2 separate regions of the Mus musculus genome follow, and region 1 is linked to region 2. A link is a loop called in an ENCODE intact Hi-C map of the cell type or tissue named here. Cell type or tissue: left cerebral cortex. All regions are shown on one strand. Each heading gives the region's core, and the rest is flanking DNA. Links, peaks and the distances in the headings are about the cores only.

Region 1 (5,383 bases), core at 170-5,169, 240 kb before region 2:
ACTCTGGTTCTTTCCGTGCTGTGTTCTGGAGAGATCTCACGTGGATGGTACCGGTGCTCTGAGCACCACAGATGTGAGCTACAGTTCGTTTCTGAAAGCTACCACAAGCTGGAAACTGGTGATCAGTGTGGGGCTCACCTCTCCGTGGGTTAAAAATGGTTTTAAATGACACTGTAGCTGACAGAACTTCTGATCTTTATTTATTCAGTCTGGGTTGTAGAACTTTGCAATCTAAGTTTATTTTTTGTAAACTAATAATTCATTTGGTGCTGGTCTATTGATTGGGGGCCTACTTCTTCATGGAAGAATTACTTTTATTCTCAAACTACAGAATAATGTGCTAAGTAGTGCTAAATAGTTCTTGACGAAGAAAACAGTCACTGCATTTATCTCTGTGAGTCTTTGTTCAGAGAGGCCTTTAGTCTAGATTCTGCCAGCTGTGCCACACTCTGCACTAAAGATATCAGAGCTCTTAGTGTTACTTAGAGGAGAGTACAAGCAAGTCGGACCTCTCAGAACTTAGAGTGTGGGAACAGTTTTTTTTTTTTTTTTAAAAAAAACAAAAAACAAACGACCATTTCTCTAAGCCAAGTTTCTTTTAGAGACATTTTAACTTATTTAGCTGAACTCTAGATTTTTTGGTAAACTATCAATCTGTATATGTTGTAATTAAGTGTCTAATGCTAGGAGTTTATTGGAAGTGTTTAAGAAATAAAAGAACTCAACTTTTACACTGATAAAATACTCTAGCTTGGGCCAGAGAAGACAGTGCTCGTTAGCACTGGTCCAGGAAACCCTGGCTTGCTTTCCAAGCCCAATGAAGGGAAAGTCAGCTTACAGAGCCAATGATGGAGCCACATGAATGGCCCTGGAGCTGTGTGCCTTGTTCCTGTGGCCAGGAGTTTGGTGACTGAATCATTTATGGGCTCCTTTAATGGGCCCATAAAAGCTCTTAGCTTCCTCAGGGGGTCAGCAGAGTTGTTGAATCTTAATTTTTTTTTTTTAATGTACCAGTTTTGTATAAATAATAATAAAGAGCTCCTTATTTTGTATTCTATCTAATGCTTCAAGTTTGGTCTTGGGAAGCTGACATTTGTGTAGAAGATGGACTCTGAAAGACATTCCAAGAGTGCCGCGGCAGCATGGGAGCCTCTTAGTGATTGTGTCAGTATTATTGTGGAAGATTGCCTTTGCTGTTGTATGTAAAGTTTCAAATTGCTCCTCTTGTGACTTTTCAGCCAGTACCATTTTATTTACCTGAGCTTGTCATGGAAGTGGCAGTAAAAAGTATTGAGTGTTTTATGCTGGTGACTGTAACCAATGTCATCTTGCTAAATTCATGTTTTGTACAATTACTAAATTGTATACATTTTGTTATAGAATACTTTTTCCAGTTGAGTAAATTATGAAAGGAAGTTAACATTGAAAAGTGTAAGCAGTGGCTTTTTTAAAATTGAGGATTAACCCCAAGCCTGAGGTCCAGAAGTTAGCAAAGTCTGGCCAAGTGGTAGCCTGACCTCTCCACTGAGGGTCATAAGGTCCTCCCTCCATTATCCGTTATACTATCAGCAACATCAGCAGCTGGCCAGTGTTGTTTGTCTCAGTGATCTTTCTTACACTAAGGGTTTTAAAATTCAGATCCATAATCTCAACCAGATTCTCTTTGGTGATCAGATGGGGCAAGTTAAGAGGAAGGGAAGATCAGCTAGCTGACACAATGGCCCCTTCAAGTATGTTTCAGCTTCGTGGGGTAGGGAAGGGGCTTCCTCAGAACTGACTTCCATTCCTTTGTAATTTCTCCACTTTTGCTGTTAGAGGTGAAAGATTGGAGAGTTGTCTTCTCAGGAGTCACAGGGAATGCTCGTGGAGAGACCAAAGGCTGGCAAATCAAGTCAGAACTAACCCTGGAGTGATAAACAGCTCTTTGGCACACATTTACATTAGTATGACTCTCCTTAGGCCTCTGACACACTGTCAGTGTTTGTACTCACATGCTGTCTTAATTATGGTTTCTATTGCCGTGGTGAGACACTATGACCAAAAAGTAACTTGGTAAGGAAAGGGTTCATTCTCTGGCTTTTAACTCTTTGGTCACAGTCCATCATCAAAGGAAGTCAAGGCAAGAGCCTGGAGCTAGGGACTGAAGCAAAGACCGTGGAGAACTGCTGCTTACTGCCTTGCTCAGCATGTTTGTTTTTAAACTTATTTATGAATATGAGTGCTGTTTGCATATATGCCTGCATGGCAGAAGAGGACATTACGGATGCTTGTGAACCACCATGTGGAATTGAATTCAGGACCTCTGGAAGTGCTCTTAACCACAGAGCCATCTCTCCAGCCCCATCAGCCTGTTTTCTAGCACCAAGGACCACTAGCCAGGGGTGGCACCATCCACAGTGAGCTGAGCCTTCTCAAATCCATCACTAAGAAAATGTGCTACATTTAAGTTGGGCTTGGTGGTGCATGCCTTTAGTCCCAGCACTTGGGGAACAAAGTAGATCTATGATTTCAAGACCAGTCTGGTAGCAAGTCCAAGGAAAGTTGGGGCTATCTCCAAAAAAAAAAAAAAAAAAAAATCACCATAGACCAGTCTGGTTGGGGGCATTTTCTCAATTGAAGTTACCTCTTCCAAAGTGACAATAGCTTGTGTCAAATTAAAATTAAAAGCAAGCACACATGTGGACCAACTCTTCCAGAGAAACTTTCCCTTGATCTTGGCATTCTCTCAAAAGCCAAATTATTAATTTTATTTATCTTTACGTATTCACTTTACATCATGCTCACTGCCCCTCTCCTGGTCACCTCCTCCTGCAATCCATCCCGCATCCACCACCCCATCTCTGAGCGGTTGGGCCCTCCCCACCTTGGTATCCTCCCTCCCTGACACATCCAGTCTCTATGAGGTTAGGTGCTGCTTCTCCCACAGGCAAGACATTGCAGCCCAGCTAGAAGAACTTAGCCCATATACAGGCAACAGCTTTTGGGACAGCCCCTGCTCCAGTTCGAGACCCACATGAAGACCAAACTGCACATCTGCTAAGTGTGTGTGGGTGGGTGGGTGGGTGGGGGGCTTGAAGAGGGGAGGCAGAGGTAGGCAAAAGCCAGGCTGCATGTACCATTCTCCACTGTCCATCCTTTCCCCATGTATATGCCTATTCTGTTGTATTTGCTAGGGTTGAAATGAGCAGGAAACTTGCTTTGATGCATTTAGGTAGCAAAGATAATAGAATAGGTAAACTCCCAGCTGCTGCTAACAGTGTCTTTCGCTTTGTTGAGGAAACCCGACAAGAAACTATCGGAAATGATCCAAAAAGGAAGCTACCTAGTTTGTGATGGTTAAGAAACTTCTCTGTTGTCACTCTTACTTTGACAAAGAGTTGGGGTGGCAGAAAATTGAGGGAACAATTCTGGCTCAGTTTTGCTTCAAAGCATGAACCTATAAAGCAAGCAATATTACTCTCTCGTTGCTTCACGGAAGGGAAGTGTCTCATTTCCCAGCATTCCTGCCCATGAGGTGAGCCCTACACAGATCTGGTTCATAAAGTGCTTCCAGGAGAGTTTTGGTGCACATCTGTCAAGTTTTGGTGAACATCTGGCCTGTTTCTCCTAATGTACAGCATAATGTAAGAATTTGTATTTTCTCAATACAGCTGAGTAGGTAAGAGCTTTATTTGGAAGCATGAGAACCTGAACTCAGATTCCCCAGTACCCGTGGGAAAAGCTGAAGTTGGGGTGCCTAGAACTTGCCAGCATTAGGGGAGACAATAGATTATGAGGAGTTTGCTGGCTAGCTATCCTGGCAGAAAGGCAAGTGTCTGAGTTAGTGAGATTTTTGTCTCAAGGCAGTAAAACAAAGGAAGATACTTGAGGTCCTGCTCAGACCAACACATGTGCCCACACATTTTTGTGCCCCATCCCGTATATATTTCTATACCAACCAGCCTGCCCACCTGCCTGTTTGTGCCAGGGCTCCAAGCTTACAATCATACAACCCTTGGTAAAAAAAAAAAAAAAAAGAAAAAGAAAAAAAAAGCTTAATATTGCCCTGCTGATCTTACCCTGAGATTTCTGCTCTTAAATAGAATGCTCTTAGTGGAAAGCCTGTCTGACATCTGCAGGCAAGAATTCAAACCCTCAGCATCCCAGCAAGGGACAAAGAGAACCCACCCCAATACATTTGTGATTTTTGGTGAATTATACTCATGTATATTAAACAAAAAAAAAATAAAAAATATATACAAATAGGAGTTTAGTACTATAGTGACTGCTTAACATGAGTAAAGTACTAAGTTTAATACCCACCTGCTGTGTGGATCAGGGAAGCAAGCGCCCTGTATCCTGGGCAGCCAGCCCTCGTCTCCCATAGTTCCTGCCCAGATACCACAGATTAAAGGCCTGAGCACTGCTGTGTGTAAGAAGCGACAAGCATTTTACTTTCTGGCAGTTTTTGTGTCTTCTAGTTGCTGTGGACCCTCTGGGGGACAGTAACGTCATGGTTTTTAGTGTTTGTGTGTGTGTGTGTGTGTGTGTGTGTGTGTGTGTGTGCTGTGATTTTGTAGATCCTCACGGCCCTGGACTGGACTGTAATGGAATCACCTATTTAAAGACACTACGTGATCTCAGATGTATATAATGGTTTTTTACTTTATTTTTAAAAAATTTTTTACTATGATGTAATTGTTTCATTTCTTATGTTAATGAAGACATATGCCAAATGATGGCTTTTTTTTTTTTACTTAATATTTAAATAAAATATTTTGGGGGAAATCTTGATTTTCCCTTGTTTCAAAAAAACCCCAAACAAACAAACACCCACTAATGGAGGCTGGAACGAGTTTAGTGGGTAAAAGCACTTGCTGTTCTTCCAGGGGACCCAGGCCCAGCTTCCAGCAGCTCAGCATTTGTAACAAGTTCCAGGGGGTCAGACTCCCGCCAGGGAAATACAAACACACATATATTAATATATTACATTATATATAATATAATATAATATATATTTATATATTTTAAAGAAAACAATATAAACTGTCCGCCCCCCCCCACTTTCTCAGTAGCTCAGTGTCCACCCTTCCTCTTCCCATTCCACAGATAAAGACCCCCAGCAAGTTTATTTCCCCCTTCATAGTTCCTGTGACTTACTATCTAACCCCCGCTCTAGAATTTCTGCCTCTTCACAGCCCCATCTTGTTGCTGATAGCCCTGGGGATAATTATATTTGATGTTAATTCCGTTCTCCTGTGAGGGGCTGCGAACAAGTAACGAGTCAGCACTCGAGTGATTTCCTGTAAACCTGCACCTTAATGCATAAAATAAAGGCTAGAGCCAGGGATTGGGCAGAGAAAGAGGGGAAGGTGGAACTGAAGGTTTTGGGAGAGGAGAGAGA
Region 2 (5,383 bases), core at 59-5,058:
GTAAAGATTCTATCTGTAGTCACATAAATTTAGACACGTCACCATCAAGGACCTGCATGTTTGTAAGAGTTGACTCTAATGGTCACTTGCTAACTGTTTTGTGTATACAGTAAGTGGAGGCTGGAGAGACAACCCTGTTTAGAGCACTTCCCCATCTTCCAGAGGACCTGGGTTTGTTCTCAGCACTACATCAAGTGGCTTACAAGCACTACAGCTCCAGGAGATCAGACATCCTCTTTTGGGTATCCCCACAACACATATACCATATACATTTACAAAGTAATGTGTAAGTAATCCAAATAGCTTAAACGGGTAGAAAAAAGAGCTGTATCAAAAATGCATGAAGATATTTTAGAAAGTATTTATATAAAAAATTATTAGAAAAGGTTGCTGCAGGGAGAAAACAAAACTAGAAGATAGTGTTGAACATTTTGCTAGTTTGGAAAATAAAAGAGCACACTGAGGAAGGCTTATAGTAGAAATGTGATTTCTTTATAACCAGTAACCACATCCAGCCTGGAGTCCATTGAGAACTGGCTCTTTTGAGCACGTGGTCACCTATTGTTCCTCCTAGTGTCAGAGATGACAGCTGCTATTTAGGTCCACAGGTCCCTCTGTGAGCCTTAGTTTCCTTGTTTATAAAAGGGAAAATAGTACCAATGACCTCACACCACTTATTGTTTCCCATTCTGATGGAACACTTCAGTAAACAGCTTGGAATCCCTCCCAACAGCATGTGCCTCCAACTACACTCCCAGAATCAGAGGAGTACAGTGCCACCTGCTGTCCTGCTCTGTGATGCGAAACAGAATTTGTGTGGTGGGGCTGGGTGCAGCTGAGACAGGCTGGACTTATGCTTCTTTCTAAAACAAGACATATCTGAGGCGAGCCAAGTACTAGAATCACACGGAGGAGAACCCCTCACACTGGACTTATAGGAAGGGTCACCTGTGAGTCTTCTAGGTTCTTCAGGCACTGCATGTGTGTCTGTGTGGTAGCTATCACATCTGTAACAGGACTTGTGGATTACTTTCCATTTTTCACTATTAACTAATGTTTTAGTCACTTTCTATCTTGAATACTTTCTGTGGATTGATCCAAGTAACACACACACACACACACACACACACACACACACACACTACTCTTTTTCCCCTTTTACTGAAAATAAATTTTTCTCACGTAATAGATCCTGATTACAGTTTTCCCTCCCTCTACTCCTCCAGTTACGCCCCCCCCCCATCCAGATCCACTCCCTTTCTGTCTCTCATTAGAAAACAAATGGGCTTCTAAGGGATAATAATAAAATATAGTAAGATTAAAAAAACCTAACACATTAGAATTAAACAAGACAAACAGAAGGAAAAGAGCCCAAGAGAAGGCAGAAGAATCAGAGACGCACTTGTGCGCACACTCAGGAAGCAGCCTGGCCTACAGAGCTCGTTCCAGGACAACCAGGGCTATACAGAGAAATCTTGTCTTGAAAAACCAAACCAGCCAACCAACTAAACACCAAAAGAAAACAAAACAAATTAAAAATCCAAACGAAATAAAACAGAACCCCCAAAGCCAAAACAAACTAACAAACCAACCAACCAACCAACCAATCCACTAAACTGGAAGCCAACACATACATGCTAAGGACCTGGTGCAGCCTGTGAGGCCTCATAAGCTGGGACTGTGCTGTGCTCATACTGGTGTTTTCTCCATGTTCTCCAAGTCCACTGACCACGCTTGCAGATGAGAGCTTGGCTGCCTTAGGTCCTTAGTACCACATACACAAATATGAACAAAGACTGAACACAAAGCCGGATGCCCACAGATACCACAACAACTGGAGTTATGTGTGGGTGCAGTGTGTGCCTGTGTGGGCACAAATGGGAAAGGCTGTCTACACAATACTATGCTTTCCATGTTTCGAAGCCTTCAGAATCATCTGTGAGTGACATTAGGAGAGCGAGCAAGTTCACTCATGAGCCCGCAGGGTCAGGTGTAAATGCAGACTCTGAGGTGGTCCTGGTTTAAGAAGATTCTAAAAAGTCTAGCTCTGCGTATGTTATCTGGATATGAAACATGAATGGCAAGTCAGAAATTTAAATAAACTCCTACTGTGTTTATTTAAATGAGATAATCTACATAGGATTGCACTTCAGAATGTATAATCTTGGAAAATAAACACAGTTGAACATATGTCAGGGTTGAATTTTAGTCTTATTTCTGAGTCAAAACTCCTCCACACATTGAGATTTCTCTTACTATGTGCACATGTGCTCTGCATTTTAACTTCAGGCAAGAGCAAACACGGCAAGCAGCAGATCTCAGCATATTTTTCTCTAAAATTAGTAGCTCTAAAAGGAGGAAATTCAAGTGAGCTAGAAGACTACTCTAACCAATTGTCTGGCCAACTCTGTTCTTGTCCATTTTGGAGAGCTCTCCAAAGCGCAGTGCCTAGTCACGACCTGCCAGGTTAAGATGTACACCAAAGATGAATGATGCTGTTCACACCTGTAACCACAACACTAGGAAGGCTGATGCAGAAAATGGTTGCAAAGCTGCCAGCCTGGGGAGAATGAGTCTTGTGTCTCTGTCTCTGAGCCCTCTCCATGATAAAGTGAGAGAGAAAGAGAGCTAGAGAGCTCTAAAATCCCTCCTGCCATTTCTGTTATCTCCATCACTGGCTGGAACGATGAAGAGGAGGAAGACAATTGTCTCAGGAGCTTCAGGACATCACATGCCTTCGTGTGAGAGCAGCACTGGGCAGGGAGGGGCTGCAGAGTTGAGTCTGACAAGTTTGTGGACGGCTGCGGGTCCTCTGTTCCCTCTCAGTCACAGCCATCATGGGCTCTGTCAACAGCTTCATAACCACCTCAAATATACAGCTTCACACACACTCTCCAGCCCTGCTCAACCCTCCTCCCTAAGCTCTTCCGTGTGGACAAAGACTTTTCCTCCCCTCATTCAACTGTGGGTTAAAATTAACACCTAACAGAGACGCAATTGCTAGTGAGTGATAAGTCTGTTTCCCAAACAAAATCTAATTTTCCTGAATAGTTTTAAAAATACAAAATGAAAATCACGTCTGTAACAGTATTTTTAGATTAGTTTTCACTACACACTAATGTTTTGGTCCCTTGGCCTTGAGCACTTTTCTGAGGGTTGGCTCGTCTCACACTGACTACCCCCTCTGTATCCCACTCACAGCACTGGGGAGATGAGGGCTTGACTGGTACCACACACACACAATGAACAACCCCACCAACATGACCCGCATGCACAAACCGTACTGACCGATTCCTCTGGGGCAGGAGCAGCTGCAGATCCTGCACTGAGAATAGAGATGGGAACGTGAAGAGAAGAGGCCGATGTAGCTCCGGCCGAGGTCAGGGAAGCAGCGGAGGGAAAGGCAGTGGCACTGGCTACTCCTGCTGCTAATGGTCCAGAGGGCAGCAGCTGTGACGGAACTGCTGACGGCATCGTGGACGAAGAAGTATCCAAGTGAGCAGAAGGCTCTCTTCCGGGACCGCCAGGGCCACTCTCTTCCTTTTTATTATTTGTGAAGTCTATCCCTATAAATCACAAATCCATTCAATTAAGAGCAACGCAAACTACCCTCCAAACAAGGAAAAGACTAATGGCTAAAATGGAGTTCTAATGAAAATGCAGATACTGGTCATCTTGGAGGTTCACTGTTCACGTAATAGCATCAGTATCATCAACTGTTGATGTCAGTATCAACCACTATGGACTTCAGAGGAGGTGAAAGCTGCCACATGGGAAAGCTAACAAATGCTCTTCCTTATGTAAAGCTAAGTCTCAAGAGTGCTCCACTGGAGCCCAGCTAGTGTATAGTGTACTGCCATGGAAACACACCTACTGCAGGAGTGAATGTGGTCACCCAGGTGAGAGCGCCTACCCAGCTCTTCCTGCTTCACACAGCCATCCTCAAATATGGCCTCCAATTACAGCTTTGCATCCATTTTCCCATGTCAACATCCTCCCTATCCATTCATTACTTCCATTTTGACAAAACCAGGTTGTTTTCATTCTTGACATTAGCAAGTTATAAGTCAAAGAAATGAGTTCCTCCATGAAGACACAAATTATGAACCAAACCATCTGCCTGCTTAAATACCTAACTGCAGGGATGCGCTCTCACAAAGGGACCTCCTCCCTGATCTAGGGAGTGGATGCAGCCAACTTCCAAAAGGTAGGACAAGGAGCTTCACCCAGTTTTTGATGGCCCCCGCCCCGAATTAGAATTCTGCTACTTTCCCTTGGACCATCTGAGTTTGAAACGCTGTGAGATGTTCTAGATACTGAGGGAGACATTGTGTTTCAAGACTCCATCAAATGCCTGGCTGCTATCTGCTTATTATACATAGCAATTGTTACTTTGTTAAAGTTTAACAATACTTACAGTTCCAAGACCCTTCCAACTCTAGTGACAGCAGCTACTCCACATAAAACGCCACTTATAATTTGAAAACTATATACACACAAAACACTCCTCCCACCACAGGTTTAACACATTTTTGGCATAAAGCCACCCTGCGTATCATGACTTAAAAACGTGAAAAGGTCGGGTGTTAACAGGCAGGTGAGCGGCTCTTGCTGAGGTGGCCTCATTTATGAAGTCTCTGTTCACAGGCAGCTGCTACGTTTACTGATTCTGCTCTCTTTACTCTTTCTTACTTTTCTACTCTGTCTAAAGCTAACTGAAACGTCAAGTGTCGAGAGCTACCATCAGCTCGGAAGCACAAGAACAACGAGTAGGGTAACTCTTACTTCGAGCAGGGTATGACCTATGAAGCCCCAAATGGAGGGCGTAGGGACAAGACACACCATTGCACATTCTTAGCAGTATAGACCCAACCAATCACTGATAGCCCCTCAAATTCCTTTTGAAACTAAGCAGAGAACCTTCCATGAGTCACTCACCTGCCTCATTTTTGTTCTGAAATATGGTCATGGCCTCCAGATTTAATGCACACACTCCCCGCATGAATGCTTTCTTCATGGAGTCTTCGAAATGGTCTTTTTCCTGCTGCATTTTTTGAATCTCAGCCTTTGCATTTTCCAAAGCTCCAGATAACTGAAGAATTATAAAAAGTGCATGTGTGCGTTGTGGGGATTGAAACACAAGAGAGATTATTATTGTCAAAAATAACCAAGGTTAGACTTTGCTAGCTATCTACTTATTTATTAAGTTGTTGAGACAGGGTGCTATGTGGCTCAGGCTGGCCTCCGCCTGCTCTGTAGACCTTGAGATTGTCCTCTCTGCCTCCCAAGTGCTCAGATTATAGATATGTGCTACCATGCCCAGCAAAAAGGTCATGCTTTTAAAAACTATACACCATTTATATAGGGCATGTAATAAAATATA

Evidence for each region. A loop is a pair of places that touch in the nucleus more often than their neighbours do. Peaks named below come from ENCODE experiments on the same cell type or tissue, not always from the same donor. Only the 100,000 strongest peaks of a DNase experiment are listed, where the experiment ranks them.
Region 1: a loop joins it to region 2, with 4 times the contacts of the local background. A loop is called at or near these places in 1 of 42 quality-filtered maps.

Annotation. Positions count from the first base shown.
Region 1 is chr13:96,645,008-96,650,390 of GRCm38, reverse strand. Hmgcr (3-hydroxy-3-methylglutaryl-Coenzyme A reductase) reads left to right here. Exons shown (of 20, transcript NM_008255.2): 20 at 1-1,429. Among named protein-coding and RNA genes, the nearest start is that of Hmgcr, 23 kb to the left of the region's middle. In left cerebral cortex, for the core only: no CTCF peak of the experiment used is centred there; no DNase peak of the experiment used is centred there.
Region 2 is chr13:96,402,589-96,407,971 of GRCm38, reverse strand. Poc5 (POC5 centriolar protein) reads right to left here. Exons shown (of 13, transcript NM_026173.3): 10 at 4,939-5,092; 11 at 3,289-3,566. Among named protein-coding and RNA genes, the nearest start is that of Poc5, 17 kb to the right of the region's middle. In left cerebral cortex, for the core only: a CTCF peak has its summit at 781 (motif pointing left); DNase peaks (open chromatin) are centred at 769, 1,939 and 2,299.